Regions from separate parts of the Homo sapiens genome. Here regions 1, 2 and 4 are each linked to region 3. Evidence: chromatin contacts called from ENCODE Hi-C or POLR2A ChIA-PET data. All regions are on one chromosome and are shown on one strand. The core of a region is the stretch at or near the end of the contact, and the rest is flanking DNA. Distances in the headings are between cores, read along the strand shown. Region 1 holds the start of MPZL1 (myelin protein zero like 1). Region 2 holds the start of GPR161 (G protein-coupled receptor 161). Region 3 holds the start of SLC19A2 (solute carrier family 19 member 2). Region 4 overlaps LOC125312414 (a long non-coding RNA gene).

Evidence for each region. Hi-C counts contacts between places; a loop is a spot of excess contacts on that map. ChIA-PET counts read pairs that join two places held with the same protein, here RNA polymerase II (POLR2A). Pooled maps may share reads with other maps.
Region 1: a map of gastrocnemius medialis shows a loop between it and region 3 (6-fold over the local background). The contact joins the promoter of MPZL1 here to the promoter of SLC19A2 in region 3. A Hi-C loop is called at or near these places in 3 of 168 maps with a recorded cell type or tissue (ascending aorta, gastrocnemius medialis and naive thymus-derived CD4-positive, alpha-beta T cell), 1 of 37 single-sample maps with no recorded cell type and 18 of 50 pooled maps.
Region 2: a pooled map shows a loop between it and region 3 (5-fold over the local background). The contact joins the promoter of GPR161 here to the promoter of SLC19A2 in region 3. A Hi-C loop is called at or near these places in 6 of 50 pooled maps.
Region 4: a pooled map shows a loop between it and region 3 (3-fold over the local background). The contact joins the enhancer-like site here to the promoter of SLC19A2 in region 3. A Hi-C loop is called at or near these places in 3 of 50 pooled maps. POLR2A ChIA-PET finds 5 or more read pairs at or near these places in 2 of 52 experiments (Panc1 and activated T-cell).

The regions. Positions count from the first base shown.
Region 1 is chr1:167,720,626-167,723,325 of GRCh38, forward strand. It overlaps MPZL1 (myelin protein zero like 1), which reads left to right and starts at 1,357. Exons shown (of 6, transcript NM_003953.6): 1 at 1,357-1,617. The coding sequence starts at 1,527. RefSeq lists silencers at 997-1,366, 1,757-1,826, 1,857-1,996 and an enhancer at 1,685-2,185.
Region 2 is chr1:168,135,552-168,138,251 of GRCh38, forward strand. It overlaps GPR161 (G protein-coupled receptor 161), which reads right to left and starts at 1,379. Exons shown (of 6, transcript NM_001375883.1): 1 at 1,188-1,379. RefSeq lists silencers at 1,022-1,251, 1,780-2,074.
Region 3 is chr1:169,484,544-169,487,379 of GRCh38, forward strand. SLC19A2 (solute carrier family 19 member 2) reads right to left here and starts at 1,401. Exons shown (of 6, transcript NM_006996.3): 1 at 1,020-1,401. The coding sequence starts at 1,223. RefSeq lists enhancers at 806-865, 1,408-1,702, 1,506-1,755, 1,538-2,458, 1,766-1,835 and a silencer at 1,046-1,225.
Region 4 is chr1:168,407,553-168,410,318 of GRCh38, forward strand. The region is part of intron 6 of LOC125312414 (a long non-coding RNA gene); the gene reads right to left. The region is part of intron 3 of LOC100505918 (a long non-coding RNA gene); the gene reads right to left. Among named protein-coding and RNA genes, the nearest start is that of MIR557, 33 kb to the left of the region's middle. Within about 2 kb of position 1,484, at least 4 of the 41 ENCODE cell types and tissues checked have a DNase peak (open chromatin) inside an H3K27ac peak, as active enhancers do.

The DNA.
Region 1 (2,700 bases), core at 107-2,606, 1.8 Mb before region 3:
TGAGTACTTGTTTGTGTACACTAGTAGACGATGTGCTTCTTGAGAGTAAAGCCCAGGTGTTCTACATCCATGGTTCAATTAATGCATTGGTATCTTTTCCAACCTATGGCATTTGAGATACAACTTCAAAAGGATCTGCTGACAGAAATAGGGCAAAGTGGTTCTGGTATTTTTTTTTTTTAAGTTTTTTTCTCACTAATGTTCTTATGATTTCGCTGTACTGCAATGTTAGCTGAAACAGCACAGATATCAGGAATGGCATTGTTAAGACTGACCTTAGACAAAAACCCTGAAGTGAGAGGTTACATTTTGGGTTCTCACCATACTCTTCCCCCGCTCTTGTCCTAATTGTCTAAAGCTTGCTTCCCTTCCTCATCGTATCAGCCTCCCACCTGAATCTTCCCTTTTCCTCCTTCACACTCATCTTTCTTGTGCCCCTGTCCCCCATTTTTCCCTTTTGTAAGCCATTTTCATAAGGATCCTTCCAAATATTTCCCCTATTGATTGGACAACCCGTAGGTGGCAGACTGTTCTGGGCCAAGGCAACCAAGTTGAGCAGGGCCAGCAATCAGTGTCGGGAACTTCTGCAGGGCACTTCAGAATCAGTGTTGGGAACTTCTGCTTTCTATTTTTCACGGACACAGACAGGAACACAGATATGCGAAAGCAAAACAATCAAAAAGCATTTTCATTTGTTTTTCAGGTAGTAGGAAAGAGTTCCAGATTCCCATCCTTCTGAAGCCAGGAGGGAGGTTCCTAAGAGGAGGTTAGGGCAAGATGGAGACTTCTTTTTAAACTAGTAGATTTCGCAAATTGCAACACATACATTATCTAGTCCACGCAAAGGACAGGCCTTGGGGACACGGCACGGGGAACGTGTTCCACCTGGACGACTGAATCAGAAGTCTCTCCCCCATCAATTGAACGCCTCATTATTTTTCTTTCTGTCTTTTCTTTCTTTTTAAGGTAAATGAATTGCTTCTTTTTCGTTAGGTGAGGCCGGCAGAGAACAAGAAGAGCTGAAACGGAGGCGAGGTTAGTACCCAGCAAAGACCTGTGGCGAGGAGAGACAATGAAGAGGACCACGGGACTGGACCCTGAGAAAGGCAGAGGAGACGCTGGCTGGTGGGGCCCGCAGGCGGACAGCCACGCAGGCAGGCGGAAGGCTCGGCTCGGCCTGGGACCGCTGCAGACCCGGCCTCCGCGCGGGGCCGAGGCGCCTGGGTGGGACCGAGGAGGCGGGGCCTTCCCGGCGGACGGATGATGGACAGCCTGACTCTCCAATCGCGTCCTTAAAAGGGTGCGGGCAGGCCAATGAGCGGACAGCGAGGGCCGGAGTGGGGCTGAGGCTTCGGTGCAGAGCTGGAGAGCCGCGGCTGGGACCGGAGTGGGGAGCGCGGCGTGGAGGTGCCACCCGGCGCGGGTGGCGGAGAGATCAGAAGCCTCTTCCCCAAGCCGAGCCAACCTCAGCGGGGACCCGGGCTCAGGGACGCGGCGGCGGCGGCGGCGACTGCAGTGGCTGGACGATGGCAGCGTCCGCCGGAGCCGGGGCGGTGATTGCAGCCCCAGACAGCCGGCGCTGGCTGTGGTCGGTGCTGGCGGCGGCGCTTGGGCTCTGTAAGTGATGCCAGGACCAGGGCTGGGGCCGGGGAGTGGGGCCCCCGGGCCCGACACACGCCCATCGCGGCGGTCGCAGGCCAGGCGCGCGCACTGAGAGCCGAGGTGGGGAGGGGGCGCGGCCTGCGCTCTCTGGGGCCGAGGGGACCCAGCCCATGGGGAACGCGGGCCTCCGCGACTGGCCGGGAAGGCGCAGAGCCTCTTTCTTCTCTTTCCTGGATCCTGGAGTGCGGAGGAGGAGGGGAGAGTGCTTTACCTTGCTCCTTCCCGGGGGGCGGTCCAGGGGAGCGGACCCGGCGGGCGGCTGCGGTGAGCCCTCGCGGCGCACCCTGCCCTCTCCTCGTGGTGACTCTGGATCGTCTAGGCCCTCCCGGATTCTGACTCAGGAACTAGGGTTCTGGCGTTCTTCACCTTTGGGAGGTGGCGGAAAGTTGCAGGTTTTTCATTTGTAGGGCCTTTGTTGATTTGTTTCCTGTTAAGCCAGGGTTTTGTTGTAAGTTCCCTTTCCCATGCTCTCATTCAGTTTTAAGTCTCCGTAATAAAAGAGTCTCATTTCCGTGGTCTGCAAAACGCCAATAAAAAAATATTGTTACTTCTAGGTTAGAATGCAAAGAGCTTGGAATACCAGTGAGATGGCCTGGCTTAAAAGAATTTGGTCAAATCCATCATAATTCCAGACGTAGCCACCATAATTTGACAAGACATAGAGCATTAAAAAGCATAATTTTCCTAAAGGAAAAAAAAAGCTCCTTTTTCTTACCAAATATTGTGACTCAAGCTTAAGGTAAACCTCGGGCTCAATTTATGGGAATTGGATGACTTGTTTTATGGACATCTGAAGTGGTATCTGCCACAGGACTTTTCTGTGTTGTTGTTCAAAGCAAAGTACTTGTTGCTGTCTCCGAATTTAGTTAAATAATAGTTATAAAGAGGGCCAGCTGCTAAGAAACCACGTAGATTTTTTTCATTCCCTTTGTTTTCAAAATGTCAGTTATGATTTAGCATCACAGTATCTGAATACCAGAGTTTACTCAGTAATTTCTTTCTTCATGGAAAAGTTCTTAATATAATCCTTGGATCAGG
Region 2 (2,700 bases), core at 129-2,628, 1.3 Mb before region 3:
CTCTCTTCACTTGCTCCCAGTGGCTGCAGTAAAATAGATTATAAGGGAAAACCGCCTATTCCCCGAAGCAGTAGCTCTCCAGAACTCATCTGGAGGTCCAGGTCACTAGGGGAGAAGAAGCCAGGCTGAATCCACGCCTGGCTCCACGGAGGAGCCACAAGGATGGCCATCCTCCCCCAGCCCCTAGGACGCTGAGACAGGCTCACCGGAGGTTATCGGTGTCTCCATTGGACAATCAAGGAACTGAGGTTCTTTCCCTCCAAAACCACACACCTCCTCACGGCTTCACCGGGAGGTGGATCAAATGACCTGCTCTATGAAAGCACTTTGCAAAAGGGATGAAAGTACAATAACAAGCAAAAATAGCCTCCAAGATGTGATATAAAGCGATGCCAATGCGCAGCTATGTGGTTACTGGTGAGCAGACCTCCGGGAAGCACAGGACACACCCCACTTACCCAACAGACGTTCTCATCCCATATGCCTTTGTCCAAAGGTTGCACGGGGGTTAAGCTTGGCCCAGAAGGCGCCGAGGGCTGGTCGAGTTCTCCCCTTTCCAAGAACCAGCCGAATCTCCCTCCCGCAGATCTGAGGGGCAGAGCCGCCCATCCGGCGGCGCCGGGCCACTTCTGGGCGCGCCACCCGCCGCCCGCCCAGGCTCGGGGAGACAGCGCCCTGAGTCCCGGCTGGGAGAAGGCTGCTCACCTGGTCCTCACGGATTCCAGCCGAGGGGCGTGACCGCTTCTCCCCACACCCTTTGCCCTGAGCGGGACGTGGAGTCTCTTGGCCCCAGGGGGCGCGGCCCGCATCGGCAGAGTCCCGGGCACGCACCTACGCCCTCCCATCCAGCGGACTGTTTAGGGGCTTCGGGCGGCGCCGGAGAAACGGGGCGGGCTGCACCCAGCAGAATGGGGTGGGCCTCTCAGAAGCCCCAGGCCGCAGGGGAGGGGCGCGCCCCCAACATCTTCCCACAAAGAGCTCCAGCTCTCCAAAGCAAGGCGCAGTGCGGGCGGAGGACAGCCCTGACCTCCGAGAGGGGCGCGGGGAGAAAGGGAGCGCCGTGGGGGCGGGGACCCTTCCCGGCCCGCGCCCTGAGCCCTCAGCCTCGCACAATGAGTTTAGCCTGGCTCCATCCGGACCGCCCTCTCCGCCCGGGCCCGCGCCCGCGCCCCACGCCGGGTGCTCACCGAGGAGCGGCCGCCGCGGCAGCTCAGGCCCCGGCCCAGCCGCCTCCCCGCCTCGGCCACCGCCGCCGCCGCTTCCTTCCTCCCCGCCGCGCTCCGGGACTGGAGGTTTCGGGTTTCAGCCCACCGAGCCCCGCTTCGCTCCTCCCGCGGGCCAGCCACCAGCACGCGGACCCGGGCGGGCGCAGGCCAAGTAACTTTGCGGCGCCCGCGCCCCGCCCCGCCCCCCCCACGCCCGGCCGGGCCCCTCCGGCCCCCGGAGCCCCGAGCCGCCTCCCCGCGCCCCGCACTGCCCCGCCCCGCCCAGCTCCCGGCGCCCCTCCCCACCCGCGCCCCTTCCTTCGCGTCCGTCCGCCCGCCCTCCCGGCTGCTTCTTTCCCATTTCTTCCCACGAACAGCCTCGGCTGCTGCTCTTTGTCTCGCCCTTACCCTCTCGGCTCGCCCCACTTTTCTCCTGAAAACCTTTGTGGTGCCTAACTCAGGCCTTCCCTGTTCCCGTTCCTCCGCCCCAGTTCCAGCCGCTGGGACGTCGCCTTTTCCATGTCTCTCTCCATCACACAGACACTTTCAGATTCTTCCCGCAGGCTCCGCACAGTCCCATTCTCCTCCTCCAGTCCCGCCGTGGACGATCCTGGTATCGCCTTTGCTGCTCACCTTTCATTCATCCAGCCGACGGGCACGAGCATCCATCTGCCTTCTGCCAGGCTCTGTCCCGGGCTCTGTTAATACCACAGTGAATTCGTCCCGAAGCCAGCCCCGGGGAGTGGGGAGTGGACGTAAACAGGTCTTCACACTGCTGCCCTGCACTCCCTCGGAACCAAAAGGCCAGGGAGCAGTCATCACAAAACAAAGAGCGGGCGCTGTCAGCTCGGGGGACGGAACAGTTCCTTCTCAGAATGTTTGTTTTCCCTTCCTCACTCCCCACTTTGCCTGCCTGTCTCCAGACTCCTACGTTTTCTATGCAGCAGTCTTAATAAGGGGATGAAAAGTTGAAGCACAGAGTAGAACTGCTAAAAAGGGAAAGAAGGAAGGACAAACAGGGCAGCAAAATAATCAGGTAAGAAGTTACAAAGCCCAGTTCACTAAACTCCAGAAAAAAAAAAACAAACCCTGATGCTGTGCTTAGAGCAGGATTCACATTCCTCTGAAATCCATCTGCTTTGATAAATACATTAATTATTCCCTTGTCTACAGATTGACACTGTGGGAGATGCTTCCTTAATATTATTGGGCCACTGAGGCACAATTTAGAACAGTAATTTACTGTCTGGCACCTGCCAAACACCCACATTGCTCTGGGGACAAATGGGATAATGGGGAGAAAAAAGTAAATGGGTGCCTTAATATTCCTATGGGATAAATGCTTTATTTGGTCAAAAACTGGAAGCTGACGCTCCACTTAAGAGTCTAGGTCACGCGGCAAGCCAGACACTTGAAGGAGCTTAAAGCTTTCTGTTCTTAATAGTATTTTAGACACTTATTTTGAAATCCCTGATATTTATTTAATTTACACTGA
Region 3 (2,836 bases), core at 151-2,650:
ACCCTTTGTTGTATTCAAGGAAGAGGGTGTTGAATCGGCTTTATTTCGGTTTTGTGGAAGTACTTTGGGTTTAATTTCTTTCTCAGTTTATATATTGTCTTTCTTCTGCAAAAATCAAGTGCTGGTTTTGACCATGCACTTAAATAGGTCAGCACATTTCTAAAGTACACTATGCGCTTCTGAAGTACTTTATTTGTAAGCCCTCATCTAGGGAAAAAATCAATCAGCAAGAAACTCTTGATGATGGACTACGTGCTCTCAATTACCCTGAACATCACAGAAGGCCTTCAAAGACATCACCTTGTATCTGAGAAGCAAAACTAACATCTGTGAAGCAACAATTCGCAATACAAGAAACACTATAATTAAAAGTCAATTATGTTTCACCATCTGCCTTTATCCCTGGAGGTTGGTCTTAAGGTAGAGAGGGGCAGGATATCCTTGGACACAACCTCACCCAATTAAAAATCAAGACAAATTAAGATGTTCTGTACTTCTGTCCTGTCCTTACTTGATTAAGCCCACCCATTCTGCCAAATGCAAACAAAGTAAGGTATGGACAGGAAGCAGGTGAAGGAGGTAGAGGGAAGATCCTTTCAGAAAAGCAGTGGTTGCCTACTTTCAGTCAATGAATATTTACTAAGCCGTGTCCAAAGTACACTTTGCTGTTTTCACTTCTTTGTCAAAATATTGCCCCCTCGCCCCCAGCAGGAACTGCTGGACCAGTCTGGGCAGTCACGCTAAGCCACATTACAACACGATCAGCATACTGCCTGACGCACAAGGCACGGGGCCTCTGGACGCGTGTTCTGAGCCCTTCGCAGGAGACTCGTCCTACAGAGCCGAAGAAAACAGAAAATCATGAACACAAAGAAGAGCACGAAGCCGACCTCCAACTGGCAAAATCAGAAATCTCTGCCGAGAATGGCTCGAGCGCTTTTCTCGGTCCTCTCTTCCTCCGCTGCCCACCCGCAGGCCGGTCGCCCGCCCTTCCCGCGCCCCGCGTCCGCCGCGCGTACCTCCCTCTCGGTCAGGTTCTTGTCCGGCCCCAGCAGGTACGGGGTCAGGAAGGGCTCGGACGGCCTGAGGCTGGCGAAGAAGCCGTAGGCGCAGAGCAGCGCGGTCGGCAAGAACCAGCATTCGCGACGGACCCGAGCGGTCCGCAGGAGCACAGTGGCCGCCGCCGCCGCCGCCCGCCGAGACACCGGGCCGGGCACATCCATCCGGGGCGCGAGGGGAGGGGACCCGGCCCGGCCCCTTCCTTCTCCTCCTCCGCCAACTGGAGTGAGGGTCAGGCACTTGTAACCGCGAGTGACGCCTTCTCCCTGTAAGGCCAGGACGTTCTGGACTCGCCGCCGCCTCCGGCTACAGAACCCCCAGCTTTACCCTACAGACGCCTCTAGGGTCGCTGCCTGATCGCCCAGTTTAAGGGAGACCCGTCCTAAGGCCCACCCTCTGCCACCGCCTCCACTCCGGGAACCAATCACAGCGGACGCCGGGAATACTTGCCTGCTCTTCCATTGGTCGTGGGTCACACGACGTGAACTGGGGCGGTGGCAGCACGCCAGGCCTCTGACGTCCCAGGGCTCAAGCGCGGAGGACATGTGGAACTCCACTCCAAAAGCGGCGGCTTGCGGCGGAGCTCTCTCTAGTGAGGCGGCCAGCTGGCGTTCGTGGCACACTTGCTGTCGGCTCCGCTCATCTGTTGGGAATGCGTCCTGTGGGCCTAGTCCTCCGCTGGAAGAAACGCGCTGTTCTCCCCAACCACCGTTTATCATTCTTATTCACCGTCTCCGGAATGTCCATTCAGTTTCCGCTCCTGAGAGACTTAGTGACTGAGGCCAGGCAAAGATTTCACCTTGGGGAGGGGGAACGTTAAACCTTTCCTCCAGCAGCTTTCGTGTTTTAAATTGTATTCATCCGCCATGGAAAGACATCAGAAGCCCAGGATCTAAGAGACAGACTGAAATGAAGAAAGTAGATAATATTGTGAGAATAATGAACAAGCTGGTCACTGAACAGCAGAACCGTAATGGAGTCCCAGTTAAAGGGTTTTAACTTTATTTCGTCACTTTTTGCAAGCATGATACAAAGAAAACAAACACCTAACTACGCTACGGTTTATAGTTAAAAGGAAGGTGGAAGATCCTGAGTCATTACAGCAATCACAAAACATGATGGATTTCTTCATTTAAAAACACAAAAGAGGTCTTGGCATAGTTTTCAAGGGCAAAGCATGACAAGACTCTCCAGTGCTTTCTTTCATCCCCCTCTGTGTGCCTTTTTCTGCCTGACTCACAGCCTGGCTCAATCCTAATCTTTCTACTGCAAAGATGCAGCATTTAAAGCAATTTTTCCTGTGCAGTATTTGTAGAATGACAGATCCTGCCAGAAGCTCTTGGAAACATTTTGGAACTATCTTGCTTTTCTGTATGTTATGATCCATCTAGCACCGTTTTCCTCCTGTGGTAGCAAATGACACTTTTTTCAAGCATCAGCAGCAGAAATGAGTCTACCAGATGGAATAAGATACTGGTAAAGGGAAAGATTTGTTTCTAAGACTGCACAAATGAATGCACCCAAATCTGTGAGTTGATTAATCTGTGAAGAAATACAACTGGCAGTATTTACATATCTCAATGAGTCTCAAAGTGTGGTCGAGGAAGCCCTGGGGGTCCTTGGGACCCTTTCAGAGGTTCCACGAGCTCAAATCTATTTTCATAACCATGCTAAGTCTTTATTTCCTTTTCCACTCCAGAGGCTATATAATGTCTGATGACATCATCGCTTTATAGGATGAGAGAATACGTGCTTGTATATTCTTGTGTTTGTAAGA
Region 4 (2,766 bases), core at 234-2,733, 1.1 Mb before region 3:
CATGTCCTTTGGAATTTAAAAAAAATCTACAGAATTAAATATAGGACAACAGTTGCCTACAATGGGTGGAGGAGGGGTCAGAGAATGGAGTTAAAATGTTCTAAGGTCTTTACATTGTCTAGGAGGAGTGAGGGTATCAATTATCATCAGAATTTGTTAAGTCATAAATACACATTATAATTTCAAGGGCAATTATTGAAACAATTCAAAAAAGTGTGTAATTTATGAACTAGTGGAGGGGAAGAAGTAAATGATTAAAATATAATCAAATACAGCAAGAAAGAAGAGAAAAAATGTAGAATAGGCATGTAGTAAATAACCGACTTAAGTGCTAACATGTCAAATTATGTTACATGTAAGTGGAGTTAAATACCCTAACCAAAGTTATCTGACTGTATTAGAAAGAAAGCATATACTCTTTACAAGAGAACAGCTTAAAGACTGCAAGTAAAATGTTAGAAAAAGATATACCATACAAACTGAAACCAAAACCAAAAGTCAAAGTACCTATTTTAAAATCAGATAAAATAGACTTTAAGAGAAAAAAAGCATTATTAGAAATAAACAATCTCTAGATAATGACAAAGGACAATTCCTCAGGTTATAAGTCACTTCTAAATTTCTGTACTCCAAGTAACATAATCCCAAAATACATAAAGTAAAAATTATCAAAACTTCAGGAATAAGTAGAGAAACTGACAACCATAGTGGATGATTTTACTACACTTCTGTCAGTAATGAATAGAGCAATCAGACAAAAATCAGTAAGAATTTAAAAGAGTTGAACAACACATTGAACAAACCTGAGAATATTTGGGGAACTGTTCTAGGTACTGGGGAAAGAGCAGTAGATAAAACAACAATCTTGGCTCTCATAGGGAAAGCTATGAAGAAACATCAAGCTTAGAAGGTAATACAGTGTACTAGGGGTTGAAGGGTGGTTTGCAAATTTTAGTGGGGTGGTCAAGGAACACCTGACTGAGAAGTTGACATTTGGGCAAAAATGTCAAGGTGGTGGGAGGAAAAGCATTCCAGGAAGAGCGAATAGCAAGGATACTCCTAATACCACATCCCAGCTCTCTCCCATTCCCGAGGGATGACCTCAAATATGAGGAAAGAAAGGGATTGCGTGAGAAAGGGAGTGGCAAAGTGGAGGGAACTTGACCTTGGAAAAGAAATCTAGAGGCAGAAATAAAATTTTGAACTTTGTCTCAAAAAAATTCTAGCTCTGGTCTTGGCTCAGAGGAAGAATAAAGTTGTAATGATGAATTTTTATTTTACAGGAATTTATCCATTTTTTATTCTATAGTCATTTATGCATTAAATAAAATTTCAAACCAAACACAGAGATCTCTAATCTCACCACCTTTGCAGGATTATTTTCATTAATTAGTTTGCCTTCTTGTCTTATCTATATGGATGCCTCTTTTTTTCAACTCATAAAACACCTTTATTGAGACCAGATATGAGTCACAGAGTTAGGTGACTCATCGCCCACAATTTCTTTGAGCCAGAATCTGAAGGTGAAAGGGTGATGATTTCCACGGATACCCTGTGAAGAATGGTTCTGGGGCATTCAACTGCACGAGTTGCTTGGTAGCTCCTGAGGGCATGATGGGTAATAGAGGATTAGAGCAGTTGAGTCAGAAGTCAGGGTCCTCAAAATAGGAAGGGCTGGGGCAAAAGCAGCACAAATAAGCCTAGTTTCTATTCTGTACACATGGGCAAAAAGGCAGCAAACAGCAGCATAAAAGGGAAGGAGGCCCAAATTAAAAAAAAAACTCACAAAACATAACACTTTATCAATAAGAAATCAATTTTCATCAGTCCACCCTGAGAGAAGCCATGGAAAAATTTAACCTCCTCAGCAGAAACTTATTCCTAAATTTCTAATGAATGTATACTCTTCACTGCAGATGTGGGTTGGTTCTGAATTTAGAATTATTTTGGAAAGTGATGGAGTCCCAAAACAGGAGGCTTGGGTGGATGGGCACTTTCTTGTCTTCAGAGTTGTGCTTTGCTGCTTTCCCCAGAAATTCCAGACCCCTCGGAAATCAAGTGGATGGGTTTCCTCTGCACTGCTGCTGTTGACTTGTTAGCCCATACAGTATGGCTTTAGCTGCTGCTTCTCTCTGGCTGGCTTTTACCCCAGCTTTCTAGGGCCCTATTGTATTTTTCTTTTTTAAGCTCTTAGCCAGAGTGGTGTTGAGTTTCATTCTTAGACTCCTTAATGCCAGGAACTGTAGACTCCATGTTTTGCACTTTCTTATCTGTCACATACTGGGGCCAATCATTGGGTCTTGTTGGTAGGAAATCCCACTGTCAGGTTGCTGGGAGCATTGCAAAGCAGACTGAAGGAATTCCCTGATGGGTAGGTGAGGAAGCCGTGAAGGCACCTCCCGACCCAGGCCATGCAATGTGAGGCTGAGGTGCCAGGTACTTCAATGGCGGGATCCTGGTGACCTGGTGCTGTCCAGGGCACTTCCTGTGCTCAGCTGTTAGTCTGGGCCCTCTAACAAGCCAGTGCCAAGATGGGATTAGGTGTGTGAGATTTTATTAAAGGACCATGAGAGGAAATGGGGAAGAGGCTGGGAACACTGGGAGAGCTATAAGACTGAAATGCAAATCTGACCCCAACGGAAGGAGGGAGGAAGGGGAAGGTAGGTGGAAGCATTTTAGACTTCTGTGTAGCCTAGGGAATGTTCAAGAAGGCCTTTGACAGTCCTGGAGCCTCAGAGTGCCATGTCTCACAGGAGCGGGTCAGCT